2 separate regions of the Homo sapiens genome follow, and region 2 is linked to region 1. The links are chromatin loops, found by intact Hi-C in ENCODE. Cell type or tissue: breast epithelium. All regions are shown on one strand.

Region 1 (8,000 bases):
CGGTGATTAGGCCATGAGGACTCCTCCTTTGTCAATGGGATTAAGGGTCTTTTAAAAGAAGATTCACACAGCGTTCAGCACTGTTGTCCTTCTGCCTTCCACTGTGTGAGGACACAGCAACTCTCCCCTCCTGAGGATGCAGCAAAACCTGCCCTCTTGAAAGCAGAGAGCAGCCCTCACCAGACAACTGAATCTGCTAGCACCTTGACTGCGGACTTCCCAGTCTCCAGAACTGTGAGACTGTTCAACATTTCTGTTCTTTATAAATTATGCATTCTGTAGTATTTTGACATAGCGGCACAAACCAGACTAAGACAACTGGAGCAACCAAGACATCTCTTGTTTACTCTACCTGAATCTTTCTGTAGTCTGAGAGGAGATCAGAGACCAATGGCGGTTCAGATTCTGCATTCTTTTGATTTCCTTATCATTCAAGGGTAACCTATATCCAAGCTCATTTAGACGGTCTAAATCTGGAGCCATGCTGCTGAATTTTAACATCTGTCCCTAGAAGGAAGATTTAAAAGTAGGTTTAGCACCATGGTCAAAAAAGTCAAAACTTTTTCAAAGTGCGCAGTGAATTTCTGATTTCAGGAAGTAGCTGGTCTTCGGTCTAGTGGCCTCTGCATTTCTAGGCCACTTACTTACAATCTCTAGGTACGAATAGCGAAAAGCCAAATCTACTTTTCAGTCTAAACTGCTGCTGCTGCTGCTATTGCTACTCAAGCTACTCATTATCCTTTATGGACTACTTAACGTGTATTCTGTTATTTACTTGATATATTATTTACTTGTATGGTTTATACATACAAATATATTATTTACTTTATTTACACGTATTATATTATTTACTTGATTTTTATTACGTGTATTATATTACATATACTATTTACTTGATTTACTCATATGTAATTATATTACAAGTATTATATTATTTACTTGATTTATTTACTCATAGGCAATTCTTGACAGAACTGATTAAGGATGAAAATTATGCTGATAAGTAAAAGACCTTACTTCTTACCATTTACGTTTAATTTGTTCATGCTAATTTCCTCCTTTATTATTCACAACTAACAAAAGTTATAACAGTGATAGCTAACGTTTATTGAGCACTTACTATGAATCAAGCACTGACAAGAGCTTTACAAGTAAGAACTCATTTTATCCTCAAAACGATCACATAAGATAAGTCATGCTGCTATTCTCTCTTTACAAGGGAGGAAAGGGAGGCACAGAAACTAAGTAAATTGCTCCAGGCCAGCCAGCTAGTAAATGGAAGAGGGTAAACGAACCTCCTTGGGTTCTTGCTAGAGAAAATAAGATTTCACTTGAGCTATGAAGTGACCACACATTTTAAGAGCTCCAGTTTTAGGTCTCTGACCCGCCACCCCACAGCTGGTGAGACTCAATCAAAAGAGCAATCTATTCTTTTGGATCTCTTCCCTCCCTTCAAACACAGGACAATGTTGTCGGTTCTGATTTTCCCATGGGTATCCTTATCTCCATCTAGGAAATTGGTTACAGGAAAGAAAAAATGTCAGGCCACCTTTGGCTATGTGTGTGTCTTCTCTTTGCATGTTCTGCAAAAGACTCATGTTTTTTGAAGAAAGAATAAATCTCAAATATTGAAACCAAAATATAACTGTTAAATGGCATAATGTCCATGGGTAGACATCAGCAATGAACAAAATAGCCATGACACAGTCCTTCCCCTCGTGGCACTTACAGGGAATAAGATACTATTCTAGTAGTCAAAAGTGCAACAGTAGTCCCCTACTCACAGGAATGTAATTAAATGACATGATAGAGCATGGAAGAAAAACAATAGTGTGCTATGAAAATGTGTCACTGGGGGGCCTGGTCCTGGACAGACAGTGGAGACTTTCCTAAGAGAGTGACATTGAACAAAATGACCAGGACTTTACTCTTTTTAGTGAGGAGTGAGCTGACGAGGACAAGAAAACAAATCCAGAGAGAGGAAATATCACGGGCACAGTGGCACGGGAGTGGCTGGAGGGAGAGAGTGGCTATGGTGCAACAGAATAAGATCCTCAGGAAAGGTGGAACCAGGATGCCGCCTTGAGAAGCCACATGGTCTTTTCCCTAAGAGCAGTGGGAAACCTTGAGAGCTTTAACCAAGGGAATAATACAATAAAATTTTCATGCCTGTTGAATTATTTTGCTTACTTGATTGAATATTTAAAATCATTCACAATTGGCAGGGCACAGTGGCTCATGCCTGTAATCCCAGTGCTTTGGGAGGCCAAGGAGGGCGGATCACAAGGTCAGGAGTTCGAGACCAGCCTGGCCAACATAGTGAACCACCCCCCTCTCCATCTCTACTAAAAATACAAAAATTAGCAGGGCATGGTGGCACATGCCTGTAGTCCCAGCTATTTGGGAGGCTGAGGCAGGAGAATTGCTTGAAACTGGGAGGCAGGGGTTGCAGTGAGCCGAGATCGTGCCACTGCACTCCAGCCTGCGCAATAGAGCAAGACTCTATCTCAAAAAAAAAAAAAATTCACAACTAAGTAAAACCTTTTTTTTTTTTTTTTTTTAAAAAAGTATTACATTAGGCCTGTAATCCCAGCACTTTGGGAGGCTGAGGCGGGCAGATCACAAGGTCAGGAGATTGAGACCATCCTGGCTAACATGATGAAACCCCGTCTCTACTAAAAATACAAAAAAAATTAGCCAGGCGTGGTGGACAGTACCTGCAGTCCTAACTACTCGGGAGGCTGAGGCAAGAGAATGGCGTGAACCTGGGAGGGAGAGCTTGCAGTGAGCCGAGATTGCACCACTGCACTCCAGCCTGGGCGACAAAGCAAGACTCCGTCACAAAAAAAAAAAAAGAAAAAAAAATTATTAAATTATTTTTGATGGACAAATTATAATCGTATATATTTATGGAGTATGATATGATGTTTTCACACAATGTGGAATGATTAAATCAAGCTAATTAAGTAAAACCCTTAAAAAGAACAAAAAAGGTCATTCTGACAGCCAGGAGGAGGGGAGGTTGGGTGAATGGATGCAGATCTGTGGGAGGCGGCTGTAGGGTCTCAGAGAGATAGGAGTAGATTGAGCTAGGAGTAGATGATGTTAGAAACAGAGACGAGAGGTTCAAAAGTTAATAGAGAGGTGATGGACTGGGTACAGGAACATGGAGAGGGACCAGCCGTGGAAAGGAGGAGTGAGGTGGTTTCCAGCGGTGGAAAGAGGGAGGAGTGAGGTGGCTTCCAGGAGTGAGCTGGGAAATCAGCCTGTGCCCACTGCCAGCACACAGTCTACTGTTTGCCAGAGAAAGTCTCACTGGGGGCTCACTCGAAAGAAAGAGTGGGTCTACATCAGCTTTGAGTTTCACTTAAGATTTTGAAAACAGGGCTGGGTGTGGTTGCTCATTCCTGTAATTCCAGCATTTTGGGAGGCCTGACCTCGGGTGATCAGTTCAAGACCAGTGAAACCTCGTCTCTACTAAAAATACAAAAACTAGCCAGGAGTGGTGGCGTGCCCCTATAATCCTAGCTACTCGGGAGGATGAGGCAGAATCGCTTGAACCCGGAAAGCAGAGGTTGCAGTGAGCCGAGATCACACCACGGCACTCCAGCTTGGGCGACAGAGTGAGACTCCATCTCAAAAAAAAAAAGATTTTTGAAGACAGATGGTAAAAGATCTGGGACTCAGATTTGAACACACTTACCTTAAGTTCTTCCATCCTTTCCTGGATTGTGGAGAGGTCAGATGAGTGGCTAGGGTCCTGCCCTTGTAGTATTTCTTCAGCTTCCACTATCCAGGCCTCCAAAGCTTCTAAACTCTTGGCAAAGGTTTCATAATCAAGAACTCCAGCCTTTTTTTCCACAAAAGAAATTGGTATTTCAGTTAAAAAAAAAAAAATTGGTATTTTAATAAAGTCTGGTAAAAGGGCAAGTGGATATTAAAATTATTTTTCATATTCTTGTATCAAATTGCCATTCTCTAGACGTTCCTATAAAAAAAGCTATAACAATTTAAATCTTCTTTATGTAATTTTTCTAAAAACTATAATTATTTCTATGCACCATAAGTCAATAACAATTCAAATTATTCTTTAAATACATGATCAAACAACACGTCTGAAAAATCTTCTGATTCTTGTAAAAGTCTGAGTTAAATAAACACGAATATTTATATTAAAGCCGCTTAGTGTTTATTAATTGAACAGGCCATGGTGGCAGGCATTGGTTCAGGGGCTTGCATCTTAAACCGATTTTAAAATTCCTTGGCAGAGAACAGCGCAAAACGTCCACCTTCATCGTCCCCACCAGAACTTCCAAGTTTGTTTACTTGCTATTTTCTTGAGTCTTGAAGGAGGCATTGTTGCCATGACAAGGAATTCTTTTTCTGTGTTTGTGCCCAGATATTAGAGAACAGCCAATATACAGAAGATACTAAATAGGAGCTCTGTACCTGTAATGAAGTCTGCTGTTTGCAGAGAGCTTGCTCCAGGGCACACAAGTGTTGACTCAAAGAGAGTTGATCCGATTGAATAGCTGATGCTGCGGAAGCATCCACTTGTTGCTTCAGTTGCTCTCCCAGCTCATGGAGAAAAAAGAGGGAATCTTTAACTGTGCCCAGTCCTTTGAGGAGGTCCTAGAAGAGGTGAAAATATGCCCACTCTGAAGCATGTTGATACTCCTTATCATAAACAGCAATCGGCAAAGGGCTACACATGTAGAAACACACCATTCCTACGGATCATATTATTAGGCTAAATAAACTTCACCTGTGGAAAAATGAACACGCACTGAACCCCATTTTTTAAAATGCTATGTTAATATTTTAAACATACATTATACACATATAACCTATGGCTATATATAATTACTCTTTTGTTAGTAAAAGCTATGTAGGTTCATTACAGGACCTTGGGGAAATGCAGAAAAACATACATAAACAAGAAAAAAAAAAAAAACAAACATGACCCAAGAGTAGAGCCAATAACTGGAAATATTTTGGCAGTTTTTTTCCTGCCTCTTTATGTAATTTGTATCAAATTGAAAACAAAATGTTATATTTTTCCTTTTTCTATTATTATCATACACACCAGGAATTTGTCCGTGGTGTCTTCTATATGTGTGGTCACATTATTGCAAGTACAGCAACCTCCTATCTCAGTAGGGTACAGAACACAGTGATGATTTTGGTGAGCAGGGGGTGAGAGTAGCCTGTATTCCCATTCTTTTCCATGGGATCTCTTTGCCTCCACTTTCTGTGGGACCCTCCTACAGGTTAAAAAATATAAGCCAATGGAAACTCCCTGTTTCTGCTTTCTATCCTATCATTGAGAGATAATAAGTGACTGCTTCTTCTACCTGTTGCTGGTATCCCACTCAGTCATGTTATGCCTAGGCAGTGACTTCTGTGAGAGAAAGAAGAACAAAGGGCTCTTTACGCTTGACACAGATAACAGACAAGGTGTATTTCAATTCAGGAGTATTGAAAATGACAGTTCTTGTACACACAAATTATGTGGATGAAAAAAGCACTGTATTATCTTTATTTTAAAATACCCATCTTTAGCTTTAAAGTGATTATTCAGGTTGAAGATATTAGAATAGGTTAAACTTTTATTTACATAGTTTTTATAGCTTGCCTAATTCTAATAAACTGATTTGGAAAAGTTTATAAAAAGATCCTCGTAACAAGCTCTTAAAAATAAAGACAAATAAGGACAAATAGTAAGAGCCATGTAATGCTTGAAACAAGAGAAGAGCTGTTCCTTAAACCCTTAAGTAGGTTATTGGCAGCTACAGTGAAAAAGAGAATTATTAAAAAGCCATTAAAAGAAGTATACCAGTAAATTAGGAGAGAAAGACTTCTTTCTACCATTAATATCTTAGATGAAACTATTGTGTAGATGCTTACATAGGAGTTAATGAATGTAAATGGACAACATCTGGAACAGAAGATTTTTTAAAGATAGAACACTATTCCCCATATGGTCATGTCTTATATTGACCACCCTAGAAAACACAAAGAGCCTCAATCTTTCACATTGACTAAATTCCACTAGGAAAAATGGGAAAACAACTCATTTTAAAAAATAAAACAATGGGAGGAGACCTCTTAGTCTGATGCATGTGCACCTGTGTTCTGAAAATCAGGCAGGCTCTTTGATCCTAAGACAGTTATTTTTGGGTAACTGTCTCACATAGAAAGACATACCAAAGCTTACACAGACCAAAAGCTAAACTTGGGCAGTCTAAGAAGGGCATGTGGGGAAAACAAGGTAGCTCCTGAACATACGTTGCAATCTTGAATCCATGTGGCAACCTCATCATCGGCAATGTCCTTGTTTGTGGCTGCCTTCAACAGCTCATTGGTTCGATCCTCCTGCTGCTGAACTGTCGAAGCACACTGTTTGGAGTAGTCCTTGTATCTTTGCCAAAGCTGAAGTAGGGCCTTGCTGGACTGTAGCTGCTCAGCAATCTCTTCCAGCAAGTTATTCCATCTGGAAATAATAACCAACACTCATGAGCAGATTACCACCTCTCACCAAATGTGGATATGTGCTATTTTATTTTTCATGATCCTGGTTCATGTGAATATAGACATAATCATTTCTAGTTAACATAATAAAAATTAATGTTTCATATTCCTAGTTTCAGGGTAGGTAATGAGGATGATGGCAATCTTTGGGTGTACAGTACTTCTAATTCTTTCTAAATCTCTTCACTACATTTATTTATCCTTAAATTCATGTTGTGAAAGAGAAGTTTAAAGGAATAGAATCTATATAGCTCAAATTCAAACTGTCATTGTTTTAATTATATCATTATTTATAATAAGGCTGTGATATAAATAGTGTGTAAAGTTAACATACTCCATACCTCATGTTGACTTCTTTCAGTGTATTGGTAAGAGTTTCTGTCACGGGTGGGTGACACTCTTTTAATAATTGGTTGGTGATAGAGCCAAATTTCTGTAAGCTCCTTTCCTGTTTTTCCAGATCATCTTGGAGATTCTGCCCCAAAAAAAAGACCCATAGATGACATAACAGGATCTAAATTCTAATAAGCAAGTTTAAAAGGAATTTGTATATGTTTTCATAAATATGTACATATACTTGTATAAACCAGGCATGACTTAGCACCAATGCTTTATCAGCTTTCTTTAGATAATCATTTATTCTCTTTTGTAGGATTTTGTTATTTTGGCTATGAGAAGAGGTTCTGAGCAATGAAGCCTTCTTCTATTGGCATTTGCATTCTGCTGAAAAACTCACATAGGGTGCCCTTGTCCATTGTCTGGTAGGAAGCTGCCAGAGATGGTAAATTCCTCTTCAAAGGGTTTAATTGTGTAATGTCCTTGTCCTTGGTTCAGAGGCCTCACCTCCTTGTACTTTCTTGTTTCTGGCCTGTGAGCAGCCCTCCTGCTCTTGTTGTGTCCTGACTTGCCCAGACATGTCCAAACTTGCCTTGTGCTGTAACACAGGGACCACTCCTACCCCTCCCTCCCTTGAGAATCACATATTTACCCTAATTGGAAAAGTTTAAGTCTTAGCCAACTGAGGTCAGTTTAGATTGAGTGGTCCAACCCTAGCCAACAGGGGAAGGATGCAGGGATAGGGACTGCGTTAGGGATAAAAACTCCTTCTCTCCTTTGTTCAGTGTGCTCTTGCAGCAGCCAGAAGTGTGAGTGGCACCCTCCTGCAGAAGTAAATTTGCCTTGCTGAGAAATCCTTTAAGTGCTCATTTTCCTTGCTACCCCAAGCTCTTGTTTCTAACAAAGCCATGGCAATGGTGTTATGTAACGTGCTATCTGCCAAACTGTGGATCTCTTTGACACTCAAAGCCAAAGCCAGGTCTCTATTTTGTTACATACCCGCAGTGCTTCTACCACAAACTCCCGAAGATGAAGACTCTAAGAAGGCACAGCTTTGCCAAGCTTTATCTCTGGGTGTTCTTCCTTGCCAAGAATTATTTTTAACTTAAAAAAATGATTTTCAATTGACAAAT
Region 2 (8,000 bases), 730 kb after region 1:
TATAGTAGCAATAATGCAAGAGGAAATAGATATATCCCTAACCATAGCAAGAAATTTTAGTATACCTCTATGAAAATTGATAGATAAAACAGTCAAAAAATAGTAAGAATTTGGAAAGCTTAAATAATACAATTAACAAGCACAAACAGCAGTCTATATTCAACAAGTAGAGAATACACATTTGTTGAAAGTAAACATGGAACACTTATAGAATTGGACTACACACTAGTCTCCAAAACAAATATCAAAAAATCAATATCATATATACCACCTTCTCACTGTATGTTCTATAGTAAAATAAAATTCAAAATCAAAATCCAAAAGACACACCTGAAATTCTATTTATTTAGAAATTTAAAAGCATTTATTTATAAGTAATGTTTGAGTCTAAAAAGTTAGTATTGGGACTAATAAAACATTTATAATGAAATGCCAGTGGAAAAAATACATATTAAAACTTTTGGCCTAGAGTTGATGTAATATTGGGAAAGAAATTCATAGCCCTAATTGCCTATGCTTAAAAAGAAAGATTGAAAATTGATCATTAAGTTATTTAACTCAAGAGAAAGAACTAGAACAGTGGCAGGAGTACAAAGACATAAAAAGAAGGAAATTGCAAGAACAAGAACAGAAACTCATAATGTAGAAATCAATAAAATAAGGAGATGCACAAAAAAGCCGAAAGCTGATATTTTTTAAAGACTAATAAAAATATTTTTAAGAGGCTGGATAAAGACAAAAGGAATTATCAAATAAAATATATTAGGACTGAAAAAGGTAAAGTAACTGTAGAGAAAAATTAAAAGAATTAAAAGAGCATACTATGACTCTATGACAATACATTGTAAAACAAATAAAAATAAAAATTCATAAACCTGGTTCAAACAAACTAAAGATATACATAACTTTTGTGTTTGTTTTTGCTTTTATTACTTTTTTCTTTTCTTTTTTTTCTTCTTTTTTTGGGATACATATATCTTTATATGTATATGTGTGTATAGATACATATGTGTGTGTGTATATATATCTGTGCGTAATTGAAATGATTTTTGAGCTCACATCTATTCACCAAAGAAGCTGACCCTTTGTACAGCATTACTCCCATGGCTATCACTGAATTGAAACCTCCTTAAGGATGGGACTATTTTGTCCTGAGATTTTCTTCCTCCAGAGTATCTAGCACATAATCTGATTTACTTTTAAAAAACACCACTCTTCTACTGGGTGATTTGATGAGACTAGAGCAACATTTTCAGTTAACGAGTTCTTGACATGGTCTTGCTGTTGGTAAAAATGTTCATATTACTCTATCAATTTGAGCATCATGCTTTGCTTATTAGTCTTCAGAGATCAAATTTCCATGGAATTTATTTAACTGACAAAAAAACAAGGTTATTTATTTCCTTATATCTGTTGTTCTCTTTTCTTACAGATATTAAATCATAAGACTTGGACCTTGACTATGAACTCCACAGTACACTAAAACTAGTTTCAAATGAAACAAAACAGGAGTATACTAAAATAAACAAGTGTATAAAAAATATTTTTCCCATTGATAATGATCTAAACTATTGATATCGAGGGAATTCTCCAATTTGACTACATTTCCAAAGATCACTACAGCACTGCCAATGCATAGAAGTGCAGTTTCTATGGACTCATCATTGAAAAACAAGAGGGAGAGAAAAAAGCAGTTAGCACAACTGTCTTCAAAAACAAATACAAAACTATTTTCAGCAGAATAGAGCACCTGCTTTATTGAAGTAAATACAAAATAGAAAGGTAAAGCACAGTATTTTCCAGGTGAACTCACTGCAGCCACTGATGATGTCAGTTTGTTTCCTTCCCTTTTCCTTTGGCAGAAGGGAAAGAATCCTCAAATGTTCAATGAGCCAACCAATGCTGCCAGTTTATTCAATAACATTTGAAGTAAGGACAAAACATTAAAAATATAAAATCTATGGCCTTGTGCAAATTCATAGCAATTTAATGGGAAAAACAACACTATCATTTTGGTTTTGAACCAAACCAAAAGTTATTTAAGAGATGATCTAACCAAAATATTCTATATATTACAGATGAGTCAGTTTCAAGTCACAGAGGCACAAGTGATGGCTAAAATGCAGTAACCAGGTCATATTTTAAAAAGAAAAAGTTCAGTTTTTCAGATGAAAAATCATGTGTAGATGAAGGAAAATTTGTAAATCATTGGAGGAAATCACTTTATTACTATTGTTATTGCTAGTTTATTAATAATTTTTAGTTGTACTGGACTATACAGATATGAGTGAACACCAAAAAAAACTCTACCAAGATATGCAGGTACTAATACTCTGGTATAATTTTTAAAAGTAGGCCAGGAGCTGTGGCTTATGCCTGTAATCCTAGCACTTTGGGAGGGTAAGGCAGGAGAATCACTTGAGTCCAGGAATTCAACACCAGCCTCGGCAACATAGGGAGACTTTGTCTCTACAAAAAAAAATAAAATTTGAAAAACAAATTTTAACTATTTACAAAGACAAATATCTATTTTTATTATAAAAAATTATATTTTGGTGACTATAAACTTGTGAAAAGACATGAAAAGGCATAACACATTTTATAAAAATGATTTGTATTTAATGATATTACATATAAACCACTAAAATGATAGCTATAGATGTCTACATATACAAAATATGCATATATGCATGCATGTATAATATATGTATACATGTATTATATATAGTATAGTATATTAAGCAGAAATGTTTTTCAATATATTTCCATGTAACTAAACCTTGTATATATCACTGCAGATTTCTTTGTCTTTTCATAGACAGAAATATTTTATAACTTGACATGAGACATCTGTCACAGAGAATGACAGTCTCATACATTTTAGCCTGGCTCCCCACCTCCGCCTTGGATTCAAGAAAAACATTTTGATGATTCACGCACAGTGTAAGGATAATATGACAATAAAATGACTTCAGGCTATGTAAGCCCATAAATAAAGGGAAATCAAACCTTTCATACAAGTAAATCCACGCAAGAAATCAATTTGTAAAATTGAAAAAACTTCTTCTAAATGGGCATGATGGGTATAAGTCTCTAAAAAGAATAAACACATCCATTTGCAGTTTCATTTTTTAACACATTCTCTCAGAGTTTCACTCAACCCCTCCCCAAAAAATATTTTGGAGTTTTATGGTGCCCAGCATAAATTTCCTTCTAATTTCTTGCTTTTGAAACATTCTCAATGTGATGTGATTTATTAGTTGATAGGAATCAATCATTTGTTTTCCACAGTTAACCATATCGGCTAGAGCAGAGTTTCCCCAACCTTAATATGCATATAAATTACCTGGGGACATTATTAAAATGCCAATTCTGATGCAATAGCCATGGGATGGGATTCCATTTCTGGTAAGTTTCCAGGTGACACCGAAGCTGCTGGTCAGCAGCCTGCTCATCATATACTGAAGGACTAGAAGATTTTGGCTATAGTTATTTGTTTTCTTTCCCTCTCATACACAGGCATTCAACAAACATGCTGAGCATGAACTGTGAATCAGCCATTGAGCTCTCAGAAAATGTGAATTTAAATGTAAGCAGCTTTATGAAGATTTTTTTTCCTTTATATTTTGCTTATTCCATTCGGTTATGGAAAATAGACTTCAAAATGCCTAAGGGAAAATATGATTTACGAATATTTGTTAGACTTGATTGAAAGTAACTAATGTTAAGTTATTTTTTTTTCAAACTACCATTGAAATCTTGGTGAAACAATCTTCTTAAAGCCTTACTAAAAAGAATACCTTACAGTCTCACTCCTAACAGAAAAACTCAGCCAGGCAGTTCACTTATGAGAGTCAACCAAAAGTTCATTTTCTTCAACCCTGTCAAAAGAAAGTTGGTCTGCAATTAGATAGATTTGGGTGAAAGTACAACATATTTCACTTACTTGTATGACCCTGGGCAACTTTTATCAACTTCCTGAGTCTCCATTTTTCTTACCTGTATACATGAGTTAATAAAGTTATCTTCCATTCATTTAAAACATATTTATTGAGCACCTACCATGTGTTAGGCACTGTTCTAGCACTTGGGATGAATCAGTGAGCAAATGAACATAGACTTCTTCCTCATATATCTCTTGGATAGAAATGATGTACATTAAGTAGCCCTTGCCACACGCCTAACACTCTCTCTATTTAGTAGCTTTCAACTCTTTGATGCTTTCCAAGTAACTCCCAGGTAAGTAAAACTGTCATTTTCTTAAAATTTGAGATCATTTATCCTTAGTGCTTTATTATATGCCAGACATATTCCAAGTACTTTGGATATGTGTCTAAACTCATGTAATCCTCGCAGCAGCCCAAAAGGAAGATTGGTATGCTCATTTTACAAGAAGAACACTTACTCAGAAAGGAAATTAAGGAATTCTCCAAGATCACAGAGCTAGCAAATAGCAGAGCTGGGATCCAAACTCAGTTTGGCCTCAGACACCCCACTCTTAACCACAACACCTTGGAGTAATGAAATTAGAACCACCGTAAACAAGTCCAGAAAGTTACACTTCGTGTACTGAATAGCTCTAAACTGTGGATTAGCTAGGCTTATTGTGCCCTCTGGTGGAAATCCAATGAAGTAAATGAAAAGGAATATTAAGTGCAATAGAAACAGAAAACGGCGAGTTTACTGACATCCTGAGCTTTTGAAAAGTTTTCAAGCTCATGAACATGGCAGGAAAATCTTCCAGGAACAAGACAAGAATACCAGCAAGAGTCTAAGGAATCAGCAGGCTGTAGATGCCTCGCACGCTGACTCCACACAGCAGAGCCTTCAGAGTGACAACTGTGCAAAGGAAACTGAAGATAAAATCTCAAGGGATAATATCAGTGTTAGCAATCTTAGTAGAAATAATTTTAAGTAAAAACATATTTATCAGCGTGCCAAAAAGCATTATCACGAATCTACTGTACACCACCTTCTCAGGAATGAATTGCTAACGGGAAATGTGACGTTCTCTTTGTACTGCTAGAATTGTCAAGATTCACGGGTTTCTGAGACGATGCCCTCCTAAGGCCTTAGGAACCACTTCCGCACTCCTTACCCACCCCTTAGTTCCAGGTAAAGCCTATGTGGAATAATATATTATTTCTTTGTTCATCAGAGTTTGCAGTCAAGCAATTAAAGTCAATGGGCATTAAATGCAAGTTGACTGGTCCAACTCAACGACTGCACAGCATTTTATATGAAGTTACTAGTGCTGTTCCTGTATACGGGCATCTGAGGAAGGGCGGGAACTGTTACTGTCCTCTTCCCTCTTCCCTTTGGTCTCGAAAGTGACAAGCTCCTTGTTGCCAAGAGATTCTCAGAATGACTCTGTCACTATCCCCTGTATTCCCTGTAGTAGTGAGAAACTGTTACCCTCAACTACCTTCTTTGGCTAGGGATTCTCCTTTCTTTATTGCGGTCTCTCAGGAAGATGGTGTTGACACTGGACATTGCTTGTGCATCCATCTTCTGAGACTGTGTGACTTTTATGTAAATGTTAGTTTATCTAGAAAGAAAGAATATGATCTTATATGCCTTGTCCTAGAAAATTAATTTTTCAGTAGAGAAATCCACTAGCATTATACCATACCCTTCTCCAATTCACCATCTACTTATTTATTTATTTTTTTAAATGTTCATTTATTTATTTATTTATTTTGAGACGGAGCCTTGCTCTGTCACCAGACTGGAGTGCAGTGGTGCGATCTCAGCTCACTGCAACCTCCGCCTCCCGGGTTGAAGCGATTCTCCTGCCTCAGCCTCCCAAGTAGCTGGGACTACAGGCACATTCCATCACGCCCAGCTAATTTTTTTGTAGAGACAGGGTTTCACCATGTTGTCCAGGATGATCGTGATCTCTGACCTCGTGATCCACGCGCCTCAGCCTCCCAAAGTGCTGGGATTACAGGCGTCAGCCACCGCGCCCGGCCCACCGCCTACTTATTTAAAATGCTTCTAATTTATGGGAGAATCATTTGAGCCCAGGAGTTTCAGGCTGCAGTGAGCTATGGTCATGCCACTACACTCCAGGCTAGGCAACAGAACAAGACCTTGTCTCAAAGAAAAAGAAAAAACAAAAAAGTTTAGTTAAAAAGATTAGCACTAGTCCTTAAAAATAAATAACTACTTAGGTGTGTTTAGAACTCGGGTCACTAATGCATGTCTTTCTCTGGGGTGTCACAATCTCTAATGTCGCCCCTGAGTTTTCCCTTCTGCTATCCTATTCTTAGGGCTTTAAAAAAGTTTTCTATGGAATTTTCCTAACTCTTAGAGCGAAATAGATATTGGTTTTCATAGTATGAGGAGAAAATAAATTATGACATTTACTTTTTTTCACAGTAGCAAAGGAATTTCTGAAGGCATCTGCCTTCCCACTCTGAATTCACACAGTAATTTGCTAGTGTACCCCTCAATTGCCCTTACCACTTCTCCAGAAACCACATAAGCTTCTTGACCATTTCACCCCTGAAACAATCCCAGGACATAATACAATAGGTTGCACATTTTAAAGAGGGGAAAGAAAAAAAAAAAAGGGCAATGATTTTCATGATTCAAGATTCCCTTCAGTAATTTATTTGTTCTGATCGTCTTGTTAGGAGTAATTTTCCTTCCGTTCCATTTTATATTTTGCTTATTTTGCATTTATTTCATTTTATCTTCTATTTTAATTAGTATATATTTTTGGTTTTTCTCCCTGCCTCCTAGACTTTCTCAGGTGGACTTCCTACCTGGCCATACAACCCAGAAACTTATTTACGTGATAATTTTCCTAATTTCCTCAAGGAAGGTACATAACTTGTACCATTCTAGATGCCTAGGAAAAATGTTAACTCATTACATATAATAGACGCACTAGGTTATGAAAGCTCAGTTCTCTCCTGGACACCTGGTTGAGAAAGACTCTGCATTAGACGTCACCCAGCATAGTTCATTATGCATAGAAGGCACTCAATAAGCGTTTTTGTAAACAAACAGATAAATGAATGGCTCTAAACTTTTAAGTGTGAGCTTTGAATTCATTTTAAGATCCATTCAGTCCACACTTTAACAGAATTATTTTCTAGTAGTAAGTTTACTTTCTCTGCTTATCTACTGAGGACAAAAAAGCTTTTCAATTCTCAGAAGTAAATAAAATATGAGATAGAAAATTTAGCATCAGATTATTCCAGTCTTATCAAAATTCTAGAATTATGTATTAAGGGACTTCATTATTTTGACTATCATACACGTACAGATACTTGTAAGCATTAACACTTTGGCCTTAATAAAAGATCTACAACAGCTACACTCATTTATTTTGTGTCAGAAATTGCATTAGTATTTTATCTGTATTTTCAAATTTAATCATTTTGTTAATAATATCAGATAGGCAATATTGCCTTCTCTTTATAAGTATGAAAACTGAAGCTCTTAGATGTTAAAAATTTGCCCAAGGTTAAATAGTATGTGGAAAGGTTAGAATTGCAAAGCAGAGATATCTAATGGTAAAATATCATTCTTTACATTTTGGGACACTATTATCCTACAGGTACTGTGTGTAAATAAAAGTTCGGATATATCTAATATATGACTATGTACCCTCTTCTACTCATGGATACAGTTATCTTTTGCATATTGTCAACATAAAAAGAATTGTATTGGCCAGGCGCGGTGGCTCACGCCTGTAATCCCAGCACTTTGGGAGGTGAGGTGGGCAGATCACGAGGTCGAGAGATCGAGACCATCCTGGCCAACATGGTGAAACTCCATCTCTACTAAAAATACAAAAAATTAGCTGGGCATGGTGGCGTGCGCCTGTAGTCTCAGCTACTCAGAAGGCTGAGGCAGAAGAAGTGCTTGAACCCAGGAGGTGGAGGTTGCAGTGAGCCAAGATCGCACCACTGCATGCCAGCTTGGGTGACAGAGCAAGACTGTTGCAAAAAAAAAAAAATTATATTAACAAAATGTAGTGGATATTT

Evidence for each region. Peaks named below come from ENCODE experiments on the same cell type or tissue, not always from the same donor. Only the 100,000 strongest peaks of a DNase experiment are listed, where the experiment ranks them.
Region 2: it touches region 1 in a loop (12-fold over the local background); 2 of 110 quality-filtered maps call a loop at or near these places.

The regions. Positions count from the first base shown.
Region 1 is chr6:152,214,554-152,222,553 of GRCh38, forward strand. It overlaps SYNE1 (spectrin repeat containing nuclear envelope protein 1), which reads right to left. Exons shown (of 146, transcript NM_182961.4): 118 at 6,873-7,006; 119 at 6,289-6,493; 120 at 4,450-4,632; 121 at 3,704-3,850; 122 at 353-507. Among named protein-coding and RNA genes, the nearest start is that of SYNE1-AS1, 160 kb to the right of the region's middle. RefSeq lists an enhancer at 6,584-7,783. In breast epithelium, no CTCF peak of the experiment used is centred here; a DNase peak (open chromatin) is centred at 4,485.
Region 2 is chr6:152,943,763-152,951,762 of GRCh38, forward strand. No RefSeq gene overlaps it. Among named protein-coding and RNA genes, the nearest start is that of FBXO5, 35 kb to the right of the region's middle. In breast epithelium, a CTCF peak has its summit at 4,606 (motif pointing left); no DNase peak of the experiment used is centred here; H3K4me3 peaks cover 857 bases.